Regions from separate parts of the Homo sapiens genome. Here region 2 is linked to region 1. Evidence: chromatin contacts called from ENCODE Hi-C or POLR2A ChIA-PET data. All regions are on one chromosome and are shown on one strand. The core of a region is the stretch at or near the end of the contact, and the rest is flanking DNA. Distances in the headings are between cores, read along the strand shown.

Region 1 (3,166 bases), core at 427-2,926:
GGGAGAGGAGCCCGGAGGCAGGGCCCCGCTGCTCCCCTCGGAGCTCTCACGGGGGGGTGGGGCGAGGAAGAAAGCGCTGGGCGGTCTTGGGGACAAAGGGGTTCCCGGGCCTATGGGCCAAGCAGTTGCTCTGGGCTAGGGACCATCCGCGGGGCCACTGTTTTTCAGCTGGAGAAACGGACCCGAAAGGAAGGGGCCTGCTTGCATCCTGCCTCCGCCCCCGCTGGCACCTGGGGTCAGAGAGAGTTTGGGGACCATGAGGCCAAAAAGCTGCGATCTTCAAGCAGGAAAATACCGCAATTTTGCATTGACAGCGGCGCAACCCACCAAAAGGCTCCATCTGGGCTCCCGCCCGCCTGGAGGCCTCGGGCTTCGGTTGGAGCTGGGCCTGGGGCCTGCAAGTTGTGGCCAGAGAACCCCCCGCGCAGACCGCACTCAGCTGGCTCACCCACAGAAGGAGCAGAACCCGCAGACTAGCTGTGCAAGCTCGGGCAAGTCACTTCTCCTCTCTGAAACGAGAGCCTCAGTTTTCTCCGAGCATAAAGTGGAACATGTTGGCTTTACAGATGGGGTACTGCGGTTTCCATGCAAGAATCTTGGATGAGGAGGGAAGAAAGAGCCAGAGACCCTGTTAATCGTACCCCCCGCACCCCCAAACCCCTGAGAAACAAGAGCATCTGCCCGAGCTGGAGGTGGGGGTCACTGCCGCCTCTGAACAGCTCCCCACCACAATGGAGCCCTCAGACAGTGACTGCAGGAGGGAAGGGGGTTGGTGGATGATGGGCTGGGGTGCCCCAGTTGGCTGTTCTAAGGTAGAGCTCACCCGAGGTCTCCTGGAAACCTGGAGCTGGACACACAGGCCCCAGCCGCCGGGGTTGGGTGGGGGCTGGGCTCAGGCCCTTCTCCCTCTATCTCCAATCCCCTCTCCCCAAGGGTTTCTACTCTCACCGGCTGGAAGCCCATGGCTCCTCTGCACTCCAGGCTCCGAGGCACCCACCCCCACAGGTTCCAGGTTCCAGCCCACCGCCTGGGGAGTTCCAGCCCCTCATCCACCCACCCAGGGAGGGAAGCCTAGACCTGGCCCGGCCGCAGAACCCAGGCTGACAGATGGATGCCGGAGACAGACACACGGATACACAGCAAGACTCAGAGAGAGCCACAGAGACAACACAGAAACTCAGGTGGGGGACAGAGCCCCAAGACAGGCCCAGAGCCCTCCAGACACACTCACAGACCTCTAGGCTCAGACCCACACAGCCTGGTGGATGCCTGGCCAGAGACAGCGGGACACCAGCGGACCTCCATGGGGCTTGTGGTCACAGGCCTGGCTCCTCCCATCGGCAGCCCAGGGAAGAAGAGGGGGTAGCATGGTGGGAGGGTGAGTCTGGGAGACCCCTGGCACCTTCCCTGCCCAGAGCAGGGGGCACCGGTCACTAAGTGGAGCAGGCAGTGGCCGGCCCAGGCTGCAGGGAGGCACTGCAGAAGGAGGCTGGCCATTAGAGGCCTGGGCCAAGGCCCTCACTTACGAAGCGGAAGCAGCGCTCTCACACCGGATGAGGGTGGCAGTGGGCACCAGGGGTCCAGGGGGAGGCTCCGGCAGCCCAGGTGGGACGGTGGCGACTGTGGGTGCGCAGAAACCCCCTCACACCACGGCGGGCGGCAGCCGGACAGCAGGCTGGCCCTGTCCGTCCGTCCTCCTCCTCCTCCCCGCCCTGGTGGGGGGGCCACCGGAGGCCCAATTGGTCTCTGCCCCCACGTGACTCTGCAGGCCTCTCGCCTTCTTTGTTGGTGTTTCTCTTCATTTACGTCTATTTTTTCTTCTTCTCCTAAAAGAAAAAAAATACCCCTATCTATCTGGGGGCTGAGGGTGGGGGCGGAGGCCAAGGCACTGCAGAGGCCTTGGCCAGCTGGCTGTTCCAGGCCCGCTGTGGGAGCCCAGAGGCAGGGACCCCACAGAGGCGGGTAGGCAGCCCCGCTTGTTAGAAACCGGGTGGGAGTGGGGCTTGATTTATGGGCTGCTCCCCCACCCGGCCTGCCGCCTGCTCCTCTCTCCTTGTGAATGGCTACCTCCCTGGGGCCTGGCCTGGCATGGTCTGGCCCAGCCCGGACATTGGAGTAGAGTCAGGACAGGCCAGTGCGGAGGCAAGGCCATGGCGACTTGACTAGGCGGCCTGCTGCTTCCACCTCTTTTTCCTCTTCCATCAGGTGGAAGAAGAGGGGGGCCGGAAGGGGAGCAGGTGAGCGGCCTGGACACCTGGTGCGTGCATGCCACGGTGGCCTCTGAATGTCCTCATCTGCTGTGGGCTGCTGATGTTCCCAGTCGATGGCTGGAAAAACTGAGGCTGGGCTGAGACTGCCTCTGAGGCCAAGTGGTGGCTATAGTGGCCCCAGGTTGAACCAAGTATGAAGCTAGTCCAGGATAGGACAGGGTAGCAGGAAGGGGCCCTTATCTAGAAGGCTAGGCCTCCCTAGACAACCTGGGACGTCCCCATCCAATCTCTGGGCCCAGATGGGCTCTGAAATATCCTGTTCCTGTAGGGCCCGGGTTGCAGGGTGTTGTGCCGCTCCCACGGTGACTGGATCTTTTGTGTGTTCCTCTGTTTGTCTCACATTTACTGAGCGCACACTTAGGGGTCAGGCACTGTTCCAGGCACCAGGGATCCCATAGGAAAGAGAAGAAAAGTCTCTGTCCTCAGAGGATTTACCTCCGTGCCTTTCATCTTGGGAGAGCAGGGAGGGGCACAGGGTGACTATGGGGCAGTCACTGTTGAGAACCACCCCTCCTCCCACATATCCCTTCATTGGAGGAAATAAATAAATCACACCCAACACCTCACTTATCTGGAACAAGAGGGACTTTTCTGGATAAGTGAAGTGAAGCCAACTCTCCCTATATATATTTTTTCATGGAAGGCCACTGAAAAAGTAGAAACGCCAACTATATTTAAAACCTATGTGTTTTCCAGCCAGTCACTGTGGCTCATGCCTGTAATCCCAGCACTTTGGGAGGCCAAGGTGGGCGGATCACCTGAGGTCAAGAAGTTCAAGACAAGCCTGGCCAACATGGCAAAACGCCATCTCTACTAAAAAATAGAAAAATTCACCTGGTGTGGTGGCTTGTGCCTGTAGTCCCAGCTACTTGGGAAGCTGAGGCAGGAGGATCGCT
Region 2 (3,540 bases), core at 779-3,278, 300 kb after region 1:
AAAAAAAAAATTAGCTGGGTGTGGTGGCAGGCGCCTGTAATCCCAGCTACTTGGGAGGCTAAGGCAGGAGAATTGCTTGAACCTGGGAGGCAGAGGTTGCAGTGAGCCGAGATCGCACCACTGCACTCCAGCCTGGATGACAGAGAGAGACTCTATCTCGAAAAATATGAAAAAAATAAAGGCCTGGAACAACTGAAATCCTTCCTCCGCTAGCTCAAAATTGGCCGGCTTTCTGCTCAAGCAGCGCACAGGGTGGTGGAGGAAGCCAGTGATAAGTATCAAGATGAAGGCTTCTGTCTGGCTGCTACAGACGTGTCCTGGGGGGATAAAAGACAAAGGGTTATGGGAGGCTGGAGGAGAGGCCCCTCACTCAGGCTAGGGAGGTCAGTGAAGGTTTCCTAGAGGAGGTGACATTGGCCTGGGGCTCTGAAAGATGGGCAGGCATTCCCCAAGCAGATGGCCTGGGGAATGGCAGTCCTAACAGAGGAACAGCAGGGACGAAGGCCTGGAGACAAAGAATGGGGCTGATGTCACCCTGTGTCTAAATCCTAGCTGTGCCATTCCAGAGCTGGGCGACCTTGATCCTCTGAGCCTTTTTTTTTTTAAGCAGATGGGATGACGATAGACCTCCTTCAGGAGACGCTTGTGCCATAATAAGATGTCATCCCAGCTCCAGGCACACTGCACATGCTTGGTATCAGTCACTTACTGGGCCACTGAGAGCCCTTGGTGGGCTCAGGGGATGTGGGTGGGCTGGGGTTGCTCGGGAGGTCTGGGGTGACCATCGCCCTCGCCTGCAGGCCGCTGGAGTAACATGTACAAGCTACCCTACAACTGGATCGGCACAGGCCACGTGGTGTACCAGGGCGCCTTCTACTACAACCGCGCCTTCACCAAGAACATCATCAAGTACGACCTACGGCAGCGCTTCGTGGCCTCCTGGGCGCTGCTGCCCGACGTGGTATATGAGGACACCACACCTTGGAAGTGGCGCGGACACTCGGACATTGACTTTGCCGTGGACGAGAGCGGCCTGTGGGTCATCTACCCCGCCGTGGACGACCGCGATGAGGCCCAGCCCGAGGTGATCGTCCTGAGTCGCTTGGACCCCGGCGATCTCTCCGTGCACCGGGAGACCACGTGGAAGACACGGCTGCGGCGGAACTCCTACGGGAACTGCTTCCTGGTGTGCGGCATCCTGTATGCCGTGGACACGTACAACCAGCAGGAAGGCCAGGTCGCCTACGCTTTCGACACGCACACGGGCACCGACGCACGCCCCCAGCTGCCGTTCCTCAACGAGCACGCCTACACCACCCAGATCGACTACAACCCCAAGGAGCGGGTGCTGTACGCCTGGGACAATGGCCACCAGCTCACCTACACCCTCCACTTCGTGGTCTGAGTGGAGACCTGTGCTCCCCGGAGAGGGGCAGCAGTGCGGGAGGGGCTTTGCACAGCAGCTCCTGCAACTGACCCAGTCCGCAAATATTTATTGGGGGCCAGCCCAGGGCTGGGACTGGGCATGAGGTGGTCACCAGGATTGAGCTTCCTCAGCACCCAGTGGGTAATACTTGCTTCCACTTGCAGAGCACCGTGCCAAGCACTTCCCACACACTTACCCGTTTGATTCTCCTAGCACCTCCCTTGGAGGTAGAGATCATGAACCCATTTAACAGACGAGGAGACAGGCTCAGAGAGGCACCGTCCCTTGCCTAACACCTCAGTTGTGATCAGGCAGGCTGTGCTCTCAGGACAGCCCCATTTTAGGGATGAGGAGACTTCACCACGCCCTCCCCTCCCTGCCCTCCCCCATCTCCCCGGTCTCCCTTGTTCTCTCAACCCAGTCTCCCTTCCCAGGGCCACTCAGAACCAGAGGTCTTTAGGGCCAGTGTACTGGTGTGGGGTGGAGGCCCTGGCTCTGCCTGCCATCCTAGGGCCCTGTTCTGGCTGAGCTGTTGGTGGCCCTGGGCTTTGGGCCCCTTAGCCAATGTCCTTGTCTCTTGTCTTTGGCCAGCCCCCTCAGCCCAGCCCACCCCACCCGCTGTCCGGCCACATTCCAAACCTCTACCGTCACCTAGCTGCTGAGCAGAAACCGCACCCCGAGAGAAAATCCCATCCTCTGTTCCAAGGCCCCTGTCTGCTCTATGCTCATTTTTATTTTCTCTTATTCTTCATCAGTGCCGTCATTTGTTTCTGCAGCAGCAGCTGAGAAGGCAGCCGGCAGCTCTGCCAGGGTGGGGAGCTGAGCTGAGGCTCCCTCTCCACCCAGAAGCACTGGCGTTGTTCACATAGTCAGGCCTTGGGTCCCCTCCCTGGTTCATCCCAGAGCCTTTGGGCCTGGAGTCCGCCTTGTCCTTTTTCTCTGGGCTTTCAAACCCACAACCTTTACACACTCAGGGATACCTCCGGGTCTGCCATGAATAAGACCCTAGGCCCAAGTCTGGTGTGGTGCCAGGATGGCACAGTTTCCCTCTTCCTTGCCAGCCCTGACCTGGTCACTGGGCAGGCTGGCCCAGCAGCCTGGGGGCTGCAGAAGACATGGTGTGAGTAGTTGGGTCCAGGGGAGGCATCAGGCCTTCTTCTGGTTGCAGGAGAGAACCAGAGGGTGGGAACGGGGAGGGAAGAACTGAGGGTCTGCAGACTGGACTTTTCCTGGCTCGACCCAGGACTTGGGTTGAGGATGCACGGGGGCCACCTTGCCCGGGGCCACTGGTGGCTCCCCAGAGCCTCAGACCCACACAGCCCAGAGGACGAGGCCTTCAAGCCTGCCCCTCTTCTGCTTTTTTAGACAGTATTTTTAGAGCTGGAAAGAAATTTTCTAGCCCAACTCCCTGTTTCATGAAAGAGAAAAGAGGCTCAGAAAAGTTTAGAGAGCAGCTCAGTGTCACACTGGGAGCTGGGCACAGCCGATCTCCTTCCAGAAGGGTTCTGTCTGTATCCTTTATTCTCCGCACATGGAGGCTGCCCTACCTGGGAAGGCACCCCAGCACCTGTGAAGGACATTTACTGCTCATCCTCACCTGCCCCCTGGCCCTTGCTGCCTTCATTCTGTCCCAATGCCAGCTCCCTGGATGTCTGTATGTTTGAATACCAGTTGCCATGTTAGGAAGGTCAGCTGCACAGCCAAGAGTGTAAGAGTGTAAAGAAATGCCTTTTTTTTTTTTTTTGAGTTGGAGTTTTGCTCTTGTCGCCCAGGCTGGAGTGCAGTGGCGCGATCTCGGCTCACTGCAACCTCTGCCCCCTGGGTTCAAGCGATTCTCCTGCCTCAGCCTCCCTAGTAGCTGGGACTACAGCACCCACCACCACACCCAGCTAATTTTTGTATTTTTAGTAGAGACAGGGGTTTCACCACGTTGGCCAGGCTGGTCTCGAACTCCTGACCTTAGGTGATCCGCCCGCCTCAGCCTCCCAAAGTGTTGGGATTACAGGCATGAGCCACTGCGCCTGGCCAGCAAATGCTTTTTGTGCAGAATACACTTCTTTCAGGCATTGTCAGGTGCTGTTTTGTTTAAGCTCTAACTCACCCCTGGAATACAG

Evidence for each region. Hi-C counts contacts between places; a loop is a spot of excess contacts on that map. ChIA-PET counts read pairs that join two places held with the same protein, here RNA polymerase II (POLR2A).
Region 2: a loop to region 1 is called in a map of ascending aorta, with 6 times the contacts of the local background. The contact joins the enhancer-like site here to the promoter of NR5A1 in region 1. A Hi-C loop is called at or near these places in 1 of 168 maps with a recorded cell type or tissue (ascending aorta). POLR2A ChIA-PET finds 5 or more read pairs at or near these places in 1 of 52 experiments (HEK293T).

Annotation. Positions count from the first base shown.
Region 1 is chr9:124,505,723-124,508,888 of GRCh38, forward strand. It overlaps NR5A1 (nuclear receptor subfamily 5 group A member 1), which reads right to left and starts at 1,677. Exons shown (of 7, transcript NM_004959.5): 1 at 1,527-1,677. RefSeq lists an enhancer at 1-2,663, promoters at 1,434-1,757, 1,628-1,772 and a cis regulatory region at 1,754-1,759.
Region 2 is chr9:124,809,008-124,812,547 of GRCh38, forward strand. OLFML2A (olfactomedin like 2A) reads left to right here. Exons shown (of 8, transcript NM_182487.4): 8 at 801-3,540. The coding sequence ends at 1,405. Among named protein-coding and RNA genes, the nearest start is that of OLFML2A, 34 kb to the left of the region's middle. RefSeq lists enhancers at 2,201-2,701, 2,702-3,204. Within about 2 kb of position 2,029, at least 10 of the 41 ENCODE cell types and tissues checked have a DNase peak (open chromatin) inside an H3K27ac peak, as active enhancers do.